Linked DNA regions of Homo sapiens: region 1 is linked to region 2. Evidence: chromatin contacts called from ENCODE Hi-C or POLR2A ChIA-PET data. All regions are on one chromosome and are shown on one strand. Each heading gives the region's core, a stretch centred on a gene start or an enhancer-like site at or near the end of the contact. The rest is flanking DNA. Distances are from core to core; before and after follow the strand shown. Region 1 overlaps PITX1-AS1 (PITX1 antisense RNA 1). Region 2 overlaps JADE2 (jade family PHD finger 2).

Region 1 (7,137 bases), core at 2,445-4,944, 600 kb before region 2:
TGGTCTTCTTCTGACCCTCTGCCAGGATGGACATGGCCCAGAGGGCCAAAACCCAAAACTCTCCCCAGCTGGAGCTCAATGACCTGTGTAGATCTGGCAGCAACCCCAGGCCTTAGCAAGCCCCTGTAATCTTCCTCCCAATTCTGGCCGGCCCACAGGAGCTGTCGGCAGCCACCCCAGTGACTCACCCAATATAAAAATGGTGGGGAGGATGGGAAATGAGTGATCATTCACTTTGAAATGCATTTTTTTCTTCTTGGAGATTTATTCTGGATTATTGCATCTGACACCATTCATATACTGAGAATAGCTTTTGTGCAGGAAACAAAAGGAAACTGTGAGATAGCTTTTATTTTATGTTCTTAGAGATTTATTTGGTTGGATTATATCTGGCATCAGGACGCCCACAGCTCCATCAGATTGCAATGGCAGAAGACAGGACAGACCAAGTAAGGAGTCCACATTACCAAAGTTGCTGTGGCAATTCTGGAATTTCACAATGTTCTCCCTCATAGCCAGGTGAATACTACAAGATTCCAGTAGGACATCCAGAGGAGAGGGAGAGAGAAACAGGGACATGGAAATCCAGGGAGAAAGGCCTGACATATGCGATGACAGTTTTATCATCTCCTTTAGTTCTTCTAAAAGTATTTGTTCCTATGCTCTTGAATCTCATTTGAGGTCAAGATGCAATTTCAATTCAAGCTAATAACAAGGGCTCTGAGAGTGGTGTTCTGCTTGCTGGAGTCAAAGCAATGCTCAGCTGTCTATGCTGAGATCAGGTAGAGAAGAAAAGCAGGGCTGAACTTTATCTCTAAAATGAGGGTGACCTAGAGCATGGCCTCTTGTGGGGATTAAGTGGCTAATAGCAATGACACTCAATGGTCAGAGCACATGCTAAGTGATTGCTTGACAACGAGTGACCCAGTTGACTGTTGTGAAGTCCATTTTGCCTTCTTTCCTCTCCAGATAAATACCATGATGAATTCCCCAACTGATAATCACAGAGAATTCCAGTGTTTTACAAAAAACAGTCTTATCACCCCCAAATCCAAAGTGCCACTATAGCCTCATCACCTCTCGGCTTTGTGAACCAGGAAAGCATCAAGGTCTTCCTGAACAGCTCAGCCTCACAACCAAGAATGTTCCCACTTAAAAGACCTTCCAACACCACATTTTCTTTTCACTGGCCCCCGGAATATGTTATCTTGGGAGAGGGAAAGTTAAAACAAATGAACTCGCAGCAGCTGGGGAGGAAGACTGAGAATGACTCAGGAGTCATTCTCCCTCCAGACAGGGTAATTTCCTACCCAGTCATAGGCAAGGTTGAGAGCTGAGCTGCATCTTAAAGCTGCCTGGGGTGAGAGACAGGAGTTTAGTGATGTAAAGAATAACTGCTAATAAAGTACTTTCTCTCTTTATTTGCTACAATTCTGTGAAAGTCTCTCAGTTCCAGATGCATAAAACTGGAGAAGCGGTCCACAGCTCAATCACCCACCTTCTCTTCCAAAGAATCCACAAGTACTAGAGGGACAGCATCAGCAACACGCCGGGCGGAATCACTCGGGGGCCTTGGAAGACCTGTTCTATTTGCTTCTGAAGGTGAGAGAGTGGAGGACCCCAGAGAGTCTTTCCTCCCATGGAAAATTCTCATGACTGAGCAGCTTTAAGCTCTTTGGAGCCCTACGGGGCTGAGAGGGCTACTTACAAGAGAGGTTGCCCAGACTCTCCCAAGGCAGTTGCATAGCCTGATTTTAGAATAATATGTGGCCACAAAAAGAAGTCAGTCTGCTGGGATTCCTCTGGAGAGCCTGAGAAGGGGGACAGGGCAGCCAGCTGGCTGGCAGCCACTCCAAGCACAAAGGTGGGAGCCAGCTGTGCCAGGTGTGTTTAAAGTTCATCTTACCTTTGGTCCCCCAATACCTGTGTGATGGATGGCATTGTGGGAAGGTGTATTCAGCCAGTAATGCATTTCTGTCAGAGTGGCTGGAAATAAAAGGGAGATGATGGGAGGGGGGCTGCTTTTGTGCTCGGGGTAAATAACCAGTCGGCTAGGGTTTTTCTTCTTCTTCTATTCATGTTCATGGGGCCAGGAGGGACTAAAAGTTTACTGACTTTCCTAACATTCCTTCTTCTCCATAAAAATGTAAGTCCAGGGTAGGTAGGATTCCTCTCCCTCCTTGGCTGGCCAGCCTCAGAGATTTCAGTGAGCCACTCGCAGTCCCTGAATGCGCAGACCTGGCATAACAAGAAGATTTCTGACTACGGGGCATTTCTCCGTACAGAACGGCTGGCTCTAAAGGCAGTCGGCACCCAGGAGAAAACATGCCAAATAATTTTTTCTACATTAAATTATGAGGTGAGCTGAAAAAACACAACTAAATCACCCCTAGTCCAGGGCTTGCATGAGCCCCTTGACTAAGAAAATAACTTTTCAGGACTAGGTTCTGAGCAGCCATTTGGCCAAATACCAGAGTCTCTTTCTATGATCTCAGAGACCAGGAGGTAAGAACATTTTGGCCTCAGATAAGCCAGGAGACAATCACCTAAAAACAGACATCCTTGGGCTTTGACAGCCAACTCCCTCTATAGGGGAGAGAGAAGGTGTCTGGGTTAGATACCCATGGGTCCTGCTGCTACCAGCTGAAGGCCCCATGGGAACTGCTTGACCTGTGCTGGTAAAATGAGGGTGCAAGGGCAGTCCAGCCATGCTGGACGCGCAGCATGGAGCACGGATGCCCTGCTGCACCCAGACGCCAAGTATCATGCTTGCACATGCTGCAGGCAGGCGTGGCCAAGCAGGACACAGCCTTTGTGTATAAAACCACCACAGAACGAGAAAACATTGCGTCTGAAATGGGGCCAAGGCTCCTCCATTGACAAACATCTACTGTGATTCCCAGCCCCTTCTGAAAAGGCCTAGGGGAAAGTCATGGCTCCAGGCCCCCTTCCCCAAGACAGGAATGAGAGTATCACCACACACAGCCTCTCCCCTCAGTGCTACTGAGCCCCATGTGACATCCTCACAGGCCAAATCCATTCACAAAACTCAGTCCCCTCAGGACATAGATATCTAGTTTTGCCCCCATGGTTTAGAAATATAGCTGCTATACTACCTTCTACCCAAAACCCAAAACAGCCACCAAGAGCCCCACTTTGCTGGAGACTTCCTGATAGGGTTGTTTGTGTGGGTAGATTCAAGCCTGTTTGTGGTGGATACCTAGGAACCCAGCCCCTGGGAACAGAATGGCTAATCCATGATATTTGAGGGTGGTCCATGACTTCCAATGAAAAGGCATGGCACCGTCCTTGGATCTGAAGCTCCTCAAACCTTCTTCCTGACTTCCGGCGGAAGCCCCTGTGCTGCTCTTGGGAAGTAGAGCCTGCTCCCAAGCTGAACAAGCGGGTTTATACCCCGCTTGCCCCACTGTACCCCGCCAAGCAGGGCACGCCAGCAGAACTGTCCAGAGGAAGCCATGGCGCAGCCTGGCTCCCGCTAAGGCTCTCCCACCGCACTGTCGCAGGAGAGCCCGGGACGGCCTGGCTCCTGCTCTCAGAGATACCCTCAGCAGGTCGGCCAGCCCAGGACGTGGAGCGCACAAGTCATGAATTCCAGGCAAGCCACTGAAGCGTGGCTTCTCCCCGTAGCGTCAGCACCACCGGCGGCCAACAGGTGGCAGGAGAGCTTCGGGGAGCGCGCACCTGAGGCCCGCGGCTGGGTCTCAGGCTGCAGCGGCAGAGGCCGAGGTCTCCCTCTCGCTGCGACCCACGGGGGAAGACAGAGCCTGCCGGGGCTAGGAAGAGAAGGCGCAGAACGGCGTGCGGGAGCGAGCTAGCGGGGCCTCTACTTTGCGCCGCAAGCCGCGAAGCAGCTCCTGGCCGCCAGCCCCGCAGCTGCCCCCTCAGGCCTCCCTGGCTGCGTGCAGACCCGTCGCGGGACCTGGCCGGGAGCCGACCTCGACTCCACCCCCGGGGCTGGCACCCCCACCCCCGCAGACCCCAGGCCAGGGCCAGACCATCTGGGCTGTTCTGGGTCCCGCGACGGGGTTTTGAATTACTTCTAAATCATGTCCTTTGCTCCTAAAGAGCAAGCAGGCAGTGGCCGATGGAGGTGAGAGAGACAGCCCAGAGATACGGGGTCGTGGCCGTCATCGGCACCCCTTGTTGGCTTCCTGCTACAAGCCGTGATGATAAAATTACGGTTTTTGTGAAAACCAGAATGGTAACAGAGGAATTTTTCCTTTTTATAAATAACTAACATTTCCTACCACCAAATTCCAAAACTGCCAGAGGGAACCCCTTCCGCAACGCCACAGCACTTTGTTCTGCATTGCCCCACACTACACAGGCAGCGAAAGGAATCCATCAGGTTTAATTTGTTCTGCTCTGGTCAGAACTGAGGTCTCTAGAAGCCTCGCATATACTTTACCATTTTAAGTTTGAGAACCCTAAACTAATGATGTGAAACTAATGTAGTGTAACACCAAGTGCCCTCTCTGCCAGTAGGAAATAATTTCTGCAGCGCTTCTAAAAACCAAACCAAACCAAACAAATAAATCAAATGATTTTACAATGTGGAAAAGCCATGAGCGAGCCGGCTGGGCCGTGGCTCTGTTTGGGGGAAGCAGGCGGTTTGAGAGGCTCAGCGACTCAGCCGCGAGCAGTTTTCCTGGGCTGGGGTGTCTGCAGCTGGGAGCGGCATTCGAGCTCTGGCCCAGCAGGCCTCGGGAAAACAATCTGGGCCACAAATTCAACATGACAGTTTTAACAAATACGATTTCAACTTTTATATTTGGATTTAGGAAGGAGATGATGGCCTTACCCCGGAATCACTATTAAATAATAAGCTTATAACATATTTGCTGACGGCAATATAGACCCTGCTTCAAATTAACTTTAAAATGTGCTGCCGATACATACGGCTTATACTTAGAAAGAAAACAAAGCTGGTGACCGGGCAGATTGAGTCAAGAGGCAAATGTACAGAAATGTACACAGAGTTGATCAGAGTTTTTGCTACCTGAACAGCCAAAGGAGGCTTTAAAATTCAAGTTAGTTCTTTAAAGACTTATAATAATAATTTTCCCCCAACTGATTAGAATATCAGTCTTTAAACATTTAAAGCAAGCTCAAGTTCTGACCATTTCAGCTTCTCAGAAGTGTAGACATTTTTTAATGCATTTACTTTATTGTGAAATTGCAATATTTGTTAATGAAAGAGAATTGGTTGCATCTGTCTATTTTACAGGTTTTTAATATCCACTAGTCATTTGACCAATGTAGAAAGCAAATAAATATTTTCCCCTCATGTCATTTTTTTAATTTCCCAGAAACAAGTGTTCCTTTATTATCTGTGACCTACTCAAATGAGAATTATTTTTAAAGAGTTGCAGGTTTCTATACCTGCTGGAGTGTTTAGAGCCCAAAGCACTGTATTTCTCTAGAACATTTTTGTTGAGCTTTAACACAGTCTTACCTGCATATCTTATATTACTTGGAATTGGGTAACATACATCACTTTGGAAAAGATAAACAGGCTACTATAAAAGACAGGAAATAAATAACTCATAAGGTCACCTTTGGTTGAAGCAATCTTATTCTAGTACTAGAAAATATTCGTTTATTTTTTTAAAAAATACAAATAAAGGAGCAAACCTGAAAGAATTAACTAAAGATTCAAATAATACAACTGTCTGTTGCCTTGTGTCCATGTGGGGTTTCACACAAAATTGGGTTTGAGTTTATTGGAGAAATTAAGGTTATTTGAATCAACACTGAGACGTAGGTCTACAAATCATTTATCACTCACTCATTCACTAGCAGAAAAGCATCTATGGGACCCTTTTGTATGGGAAGGCTTGCGTTTCTGAGAGCAGAGGCACAAAAGAGAAGCCTTCGTTGTTGGTTAAAAATGATTACAGCTAATACCTGACCGTGGCCGATTTTCCTGTCGTTCACCACTTTAACATCGGAAACATGTGATCGGCCCTCCAGATGCCCATTATTAATTGCATGCCCTTTGATGTCTGAACATCGATGGAATCTACAAAAGCATTAACGTAAGAAAATATGCCTCCTGAAAAATTCCCAAGTCACTGACTGGTGATCGGCGCATGTTCCCATTCGTTTGCTCACCTTCAGTGGCACTGTGAAAATAGCCCCAAACCCCAGACATTTTGCCACGAGTTTGGGCAAAAAAAAATTTCAAGACTTGTTTACAGTTTCTACTTCAAGTGGGGGAAAAAATGGCACATTTGCACATTCAAGAAGTATCTGTGTAATTTAAGATAACACATTTCTAAAATGCTTAAGGTTCAGGAATTTGCATGAACATAATTATAAAGAAAGAAAGAGAGGAGAGATAAAACAACAGTTAAACAGTTCCACTGGACAAGTGAATAAAGGCACCTCATTATAAATATCTCCACTTCGCTATGTTTATTTTCTCCCAAGAGACAACTTTATTTTTTAAAGCCTTATCATGAAGGAAATCGCTGACTATAGGTAAATTTCTTTTCTCAGGCGGAACTCAAAGATATTGTTATAACATGTTTTCTTGTGTGCAATTTCAAAACAAATAGACTTTTGTTTTTACAAACCATTTATTTGGGGAGGTTTATTTGAAGAAAAATTTTCCTCTGCAAAGAAAAATTTATAAAAAGCTACATGTGCAGATTACTTGACCCACTGCCTATCATAACATCTTTACACATCTCAAGGATTTAACATAGTGAAAGGAAAAGAGTAAAGAGGGTTTGAAGGGTAGCCCAGCACGGCTTGCATGGATGGCTGCTTTCCTATGCAGAGCTCAGAAACACATCCATCCCAGAAATATTTGTTTATCATGAAAAAATATTTGAGCCACTCATACTGAATTCTTTCACATTTTTGGGCAAGGTCTTTTTGCCATCTGGAATTAGGTATGTTAGTGAAGCTTATATTTTCAAATATTAGATTTTCTATCATTGTCTGAAATTCTCTCAAAGTATTGAATTGAACAGTCTTACCTTACCAAAAATAGAGGTAGAGTGCAGCAACTAAAAATAATAATGTTTAAAGAAAAAAAAAATCTCTTCCAAAGAGTGAAGCTGAAAAAAGTATCACAGTGTACATCTTTCTAAGAGTTAAATAACCTCC
Region 2 (6,920 bases), core at 332-2,831:
GAACTACTCTCTGAAATTTGAATGTAACTACATGCCCTATATTTTTATTTGCTAAATCTGACAGCCTCCCTCCTACCCACTGAAAATCTCTCCAGCCAGCAAATGGGGACCCTGTATCCCTACCCATGTTTCCTCAGAATGGGCTGGTGCGGATGCTTCTGAGCTCAGGCCTGGCTTGGAGTACTGGGGGCCAAGCAATACTCTGCTACGATGAGCTTGCCCTTAAGCCACCTGCTTGACTGAAACCCCATCCTTTCTTCCCTCCCTTTGACTCTTGGCAGGGAGTCCATCTGAACTCAAAAGGCTGCCTTGAAGTCCATATTTTATTATCTCTCTAAAAAAATTTTCTTCAGACAGGTATGGTGGTTCATGCCTGTAATCCCAGAGCTTTGAGAGACCAAGGGCTGAGGTGGGAGGATCACTTGAGCCCAGGAGTTGAAGGCTACAGTGAGCTGTGATTGCACCACTGTGCTCTAGCCTAGGCAGCAGAGTGAGACCCTATCTCAAAGAGTGAGACCCTGTCTCTTTTTTTTTTTTTTTTTTTTTTTTTTTTTTTTTTGCAGTAGAGATGAGGTCTCACTATGTTGCTCAGGCTGGGCCTGAACTCATGGGCTCAAGCGATCTTCCCAATTCAGCTTCCTAAAGCACTGGTATTACAGACATGAGCCACCACTCCTGGCCAATCTCCTTTTTTTTTCAGATGGAGTCTTGCTCTGTCACCCAGGCTGGAGTGTGATGGCACCATCTCGGCTCACTGCAACCTCTGCTTCCTGGGTTCAAGGGATTCTCCTGCCTCAGCCTCCTGAGTAGCTGGGATTACAGGTGCCCGCCACCATGCCTGGCTGATTTTTGTATTTTTAGTGGAGACGGGGTTTCACCATGTTGGCCAGGCTGGTCTCAAACTCTTGACCTTGTGATCCGCTTGCCTCGGCCTCCCAAAGTGCTGGGATTACAGGTGTGAGCCACCGCGCCCGGCCCTCCTCTTTTTTATTCATTATTTTTATTTTAATTTTCTTTTCTTTTTTTTTTTTTTTTTTTTTTTTTTTTTTTTTGAGACAGGGTAGTTGCGAGGCCACTTGGAGCTACCTGCATTTCCAGCATGGGCCAGAGGTGCCTATGTGAGTCCTGAAGCTTTCATCGCCAAGAAAAGATGCCTTTGCTGCCTCCTCTGGCCGCTCTGAACACAGTCGGAGGCTGCAAGGAGGACTGAGGCCAGCTCTAGAAGGACCAAGTGCTCTCTCTCTCTCCACTCTGCTGTGAACTTCCTTCCTTTCTTTGGCAGGGTCTGGGTCTCCTTAGCCACCCATCCAACCCGGGACTGGGCACCCAGCGGACCTCAGCCAATAGTTTATTCTCCCAAGAGGCGCCTCGTCCCTTAACAACCACCCTGTCACTGAAGCCTGATAGAGAAGACTCTACTCTGCCCTGGCTGGCAAGGGGGCATGCAGCAGGAGGTGCTGGAGTGCAGGAGCCTCAGCAGGGACAGAGGAGGGGGAGGCTGGAGCTCTGCAACCTGGAAATGAGGGGTTGGCCCTGGCCCTGTGGGCCTTGCCACCCGCGGTGGGAGTTGCCAGGGCTAGGGCCTAGCGGGCAGCAGGGGGCGCCCCAGACCCTATCTTGCAGGAGTTTGGAGCGACTAAGGGAATTCAGAGAGGGCAATGGAGACTTTCCTCACCCCACAGATTAATACTCTCTCACTAGCAGCACAGTCTCAGTGTGTCACTGCACACTGATTTGTGATTATCTACTTAAAGTCTGTCTCCCACTTTGGCCTGGTCTCTGGAAGGGGCGTGTTGTCCCCACAGTGTCCTCAGGGCCCTGCAGCAGATTCTCAGTGAGTGCTGAATCAATATCTCAATATCTGCATGAATGAAAGGTGGTTCCCTAGGCTGGGCGCAGTGGTTCACACCTGTAATCCCAGCACTTTGGGAGGCCGAGTCAGACAGATCACGAGGTCAGGAAATCGAGACCAGCCTGGGCAGCCTGGTGAGACCCCGTTTCTACTAAAAATACAAAAAATGAGCCAGACGTGGTGGCGAGTGCCTGTAGTCCCAGCTACTTGGGAGGCTGAGGCAGGAGAATCGCTTGATCCCGGGAGGCAGAGGTTGTAGTGAGGAGGGATCGCGCCACTGCACTCCAGGCTGGCCAACAGAGTGAGACTCCGTCTCAAAAAAACAAAAACAAAAACAAAGGTAGTCCCCAAGACCACCCCCAGCCTCCCATCAGATCCCTATGCCATCAGCTGTGAGTCCTGGTGGCAAGAGGACTGGCCCACCATGAGGGAGCTGCGACCAGGTCAGTGCCATCCTCCTCCAGTCCCACACTCAGGGGCTCTCAGCGGGCAGGGATAGCCAACTCCAGGGGAGAAGCCTAGGAGTGCTAATCAAATGTGAGACTCCCACCCTCAAGCAGCCATGTAGGCTGGTGCAGAGAGGATCCCAGAGGGACCAGGGCTGGGAATGCAGGGCCAGGCCTGGTGGTCCTCAACCTCCTGCCTTCCCTTGGGGAAGGGGGTCAGGGGTTCCTCATGGCTATCTGTCTCTCACTCCATAGGAGCCTGGATGACTCCTGGGCAACTCAAGGGAAGGCTGAGGGTCTCTAGGGCTCTGCTGCCCAACAGGGTAGCTACTAGCCACATGTGGCTTTGAGCACTTGAAATGTGGCTAGTCTGAATTGAGATGTGCTGTAAGTGTAAAATACACCCTGGATTGTGAAAAGAATGCAAAATCTCTCATTAATAGTTATTTTACATTGATTACATGTTTAAAGACATTTGGATGTAATGGGTTAAATAAAATATATTATTAAAATTCCCTATATCTGTTTTTGTTTGTTTGTTTTTTGAAACAGAGTCTCACTCTGTCGCCCAGGCTATAGTGTAGTGGTGCTATCATGGCTCACTGCAGCCTCAACCTCCCAAGCTCAAGCAATCCTCCCACCTCAGCCACCCGAGTACCTAGGACTAAAAGTGTGCGCCACCATGCCCAGCCAATTAAAATTTTTTTTTTTGTAGAGATGGGGTCTTGCCATGTTGTCTAGGCTGGTCTCGAACTCCTGGGTTCAAGCAATCCTCCTGCCTCGGCCTTCCAAAGTGCTGGGATTACAGGCATTAGCCACCATACCTGGCCCTGTTTTTCACTTTTTAAAAATGGGGCTACTAGAATTTCAAATGTGACTTGCACTATATTTCTAAAGAACAGACCAACATGTACCCTGAATCCCCCTGCCCTACATTTATCAGCTGGGTTAGGTTCACAGGTGAGGTTTTATTTATTTATTTTGTTTGTTTTTATTTTTGTTTTTTTTAAAGACAGACTCTTGCGCTGTCTCCCAGGCTGGAGTGCAGTGGCATGATCTTGGCTCACTGCAACCTCTGCCTCCCGGGTTCAAGCAATTCTCCTGCCTCAACCTCCCTTTAGTCCCTGTAGCTGGGATTACAGGTGTGCATCCCCACACCTGGCTAATTTTTTGTGTTTTTAGTAGAGATGAGGTTTCACCAGGTTGGCCAGGATGGTCTCAAACTCCTGACCTCAAATGATCCACCTGTCTTGGCCTCCCAAAGTGCTGGCATTACAGGTATAAGCCACCTGGCCCAGCCGACACAGGTGTGGTTTTAGAGTGAGGGGCAAGCCTGAGTCATTCTTCTGGATCACTGTGGTCCTGCTTTGGGCTGGCTGCAGGAGGAGGGAGAAGCTGTGGTGCCAAGTCCACGGCAGCTGGGCCATGGGGCTGACAGTTTCTTACCATGGCCAGGTGGGCTGGCCACCCAGATACCCCCTCAGCCCCAGGGCTGATTTCCTGCCAGCATCCCATGCTGATTCCACAGTTGAGGACGCTGAGCTCTTCCCATTCACAGCTGAGCTGCTGGAGCTGGGGCTGAGAGAACATCCACAGCCTGTTTTTCCAGGTTCCCAGGTGCCCTAACAGGGAGACCTCCCTCCACGGGCATTTTGGGCACACACACACTCCACCCCAAATTTACTTCCAATACCTTGTGCATTGTGGACTCAGAACATTGGATCTGGAGGCACCCTTGGGAACCTACCGTCTACTGCTCTGGAGAGGAAATGGGTCAATTCTCTGTGGCAAACAACTAAGTCAGTGGCCCCAGAAGCTAAGATGCTTTGAGTCTTAATGTAACCTCTGTCCCTCACAGCCTTGTTCTGAGCCCTCAGAGGAGGTTCAAGACCCTCCCGATATAGCTTGATCCATCTTTGCATAGGCCAAACCCTCTATGAGGAATGCCCGTCATCCCTTTCTCCGATGCAGCTTCCCTTGGGCTAGCAACTATTTTTCATTAGGTCTCCAATGTCTGGAGGTTCTAGGGGGACAGGGGCCTGGTGACATGCACAGTATACAACCCAGCACACTGGCAGTGAGGTGTCCGGTCAAGACTACTTGTTGAATGAATCAATGAATCAATGAATTAATGGTGTCACTTCCTCAGAGAAACCCTTCCTGAACCCCTTCACCCCTAGACCAGCCCAGGCCTCCATGAAAACTCCCAGTTCCCTCACTGCCTGTGTGAGCCACCCCAAGCAAGGACAGCAGCTATATTCCCCACACTCTTTTCAGAGCCTGGCTCAGGGTAGGTGCTCAGAAAATCATGAATGAAAAACAAACTCAAGCAAAAATCTTCACTGACCTAGGGACACTCCCTGGAGGCTCCTCCCAAACTTTCCTACGGTCCCAGACAGGTGGTTGTAGCAGGTGGGGAGTGCAGCAGTCCTGCCTTGGATGCAGAGCTTTACCTCTTAGCACATCTTCGACTTTAGGTGCATCCCTCATCCTCTCAATTCCAGGGGAACATATTGAAGATCAAATGAAATACTGCCCTGAGGCTAGGGGCGGCTTACGCCTGTAGTCCCAGGACTTCAGGAGGCCGAGGAAGACGGATCACTTGGGCCCAGGAGTTTGAGACCAGCCTGGGCAACATGGGAAAACCCTGTCTCTACAAAAATTACCAAAATCAGCCAGGCATGGTGGCATGCACCTGTAGTCACAGCTACACGGAAGGCTGAGGTGGGAAGACAGCTTGAGCGCGGGATGTCAAGGCTGCAGTGAATCAAGATTGCAGCCTGGGTGACAGAGTGAAATCCTGTCTCAAATAATAATAATAATAATAATAATGAAAAATATAAATACTGCTCTGAAATTATAGCCCTTGGTGTGCACTGAACATCTTTATTATGATTCCTTAGGAGGTGGCAGCTGATCCCTTGGAAAACTCAGGGACCCCGTGGTTTTGCTGAGCCCATTGTCGGGTGTGTGTGTGGGACTCCCAGGGTTCCCTACCCCATCCAATGCAATGGAGCCTCACACCAGCCAGCACAGAAAACACTGCTTTATTAACTGCGTTTGCCAACACACGAGGAGTGCAAAGGGCTCCCTATGACACAAGCCCTGGTGGGGCCGGGGTCTGGAAGCCCCCATGAGTGAGCAGGACAGGATGGGGCTGGGAACTATGCAGCAGCGGCAACACAGAATCATGCAGGGCACAGCGGGCACTGGCCACACCCAGGTGACCATACATTCTATTGCTCGTTAAGGGTTGCGCACATGGACAATGTACAAAAAGGAGAAATAGGTCTTTGCGTTAATGAAAAATACATTTTTTCTCTACAAAGGAATCTTTTCTAATACAAGAAAATAAATATTGCAACATAAGCCAAAAATAATTTAAAATTGCTCTTTTCAATATATTTTCAATATTTCTCTTGTATATTAACAAATGGCACATCACTTTCTTTGAAACAAAGACAGAAGGTGTCTCCTCCTGTGACATTCATATCATCCCCCCACCGTCCCCTCAAACTGACGTGGAACACAAAGTGTTTGTGCCTCTGAGGGAGAAAGTGGCAGGAGGTGCCTTAAAGAACAACCAAAGGTCTCAGACTCCAGCCCTGGCTCATTGGCCAATGTGGCCAGCGAGGCCAAGGGCATGGGAGAGTGCCCTCCCCAAGGGCCTTGCTATAGAAATCCAGATCATTTTTCAGTGGTTTGCATATGGACAAAGGTTGGCCACATCTGGCAGTTAGCAAGGAAATGCCAAGTTCAGCCGCTGCCAATGTTGGTTAGAATTGGGCAGTTGAATCTCTAGGAATTGTCCCAGCTAGTCCCAGTGTGCCCATACACAGTATACACAGGCATGCCTGCATACGGACACACGAGACGTGGCCTGGCACACCCCCCACAAACAATTCAACATCTATGTCTGGAAACCTGGGGTGGCTTCTCCAAGGAAGCTGAGGCCCTTACATTGCAAATGCTCACACACTGTCACTAAGTCAGGCTCATTTAATAAAATAAACCCTTCTACCTTTCTTCTTCTCATTTGTTTCAAAATACATTTATGATACATAAAAATACTTTTCTTGCACATTATCCTTTGTCATGTGATGAGGGGGAAGGAGGTGGTGGGCGGTCAGGTCAGTGAGAAGGGGGACGATAGCCAGAATGAGTTACAGAGCAGCTTCTCCTTCCCTGCGGAGGAGCTGTGTGTGGAGGCAGATGTGGTTGAGAGAAAGATCTACCTCCACCTCTGACCTGGAAAAGGAACCTGCCTCAGTCTCAGGGACAGCAAAGCCCTCTACACTGGGGACAGTAGACCGGAAAAAGACAGAAGCGGCTGTGACCAACAGGGGAAAGGCTGGGAACTGGGGGAGGATGGGTGGCTGGCATCCTTCTCCTTGCAGCCTGCTGGACATCCTGGAGGTGGAGACAGCTGCCTGAAGAAGATTGCTCCAGGGCTTGGCCTGGGAGTGAAAGGGCACCCCAAATGAAAGGCCACCCCCCTCCCCTCGCAGCAGCCAGCCAGCCTAACAGACATCTGGGTTCTGCAGGACACAGGCTCAGCAACAGTCCAGTCCAAAGCAACAGCCAATGAAGAAGGGCCAGAATCCAGAGGCCAACAATGTGAG

What was found. A loop is a pair of places that touch in the nucleus more often than their neighbours do. ChIA-PET counts read pairs that join two places held with the same protein, here RNA polymerase II (POLR2A). Pooled maps may share reads with other maps.
Region 1: a loop to region 2 is called in a map with no recorded cell type, with 13 times the contacts of the local background. The contact joins two enhancer-like sites. A Hi-C loop is called at or near these places in 1 of 168 maps with a recorded cell type or tissue (MCF 10A), 3 of 37 single-sample maps with no recorded cell type and 9 of 50 pooled maps. POLR2A ChIA-PET finds 5 or more read pairs at or near these places in 1 of 52 experiments (RWPE1).

What each region holds. Positions count from the first base shown.
Region 1 is chr5:135,188,073-135,195,209 of GRCh38, reverse strand. All of the region lies in intron 3 of PITX1-AS1 (PITX1 antisense RNA 1), which reads right to left. Among named protein-coding and RNA genes, the nearest start is that of LINC02900, 57 kb to the left of the region's middle. RefSeq lists a silencer at 3,790-3,969. Within about 2 kb of position 3,694, at least 5 of the 41 ENCODE cell types and tissues checked have a DNase peak (open chromatin) inside an H3K27ac peak, as active enhancers do.
Region 2 is chr5:134,581,637-134,588,556 of GRCh38, reverse strand. JADE2 (jade family PHD finger 2) reads right to left here. Exons shown (of 12, transcript NM_001388185.1): 12 at 5,330-6,920. Among named protein-coding and RNA genes, the nearest start is that of SAR1B, 48 kb to the left of the region's middle. RefSeq lists an enhancer at 6,418-6,920. Within about 2 kb of position 1,581, at least 8 of the 41 ENCODE cell types and tissues checked have a DNase peak (open chromatin) inside an H3K27ac peak, as active enhancers do.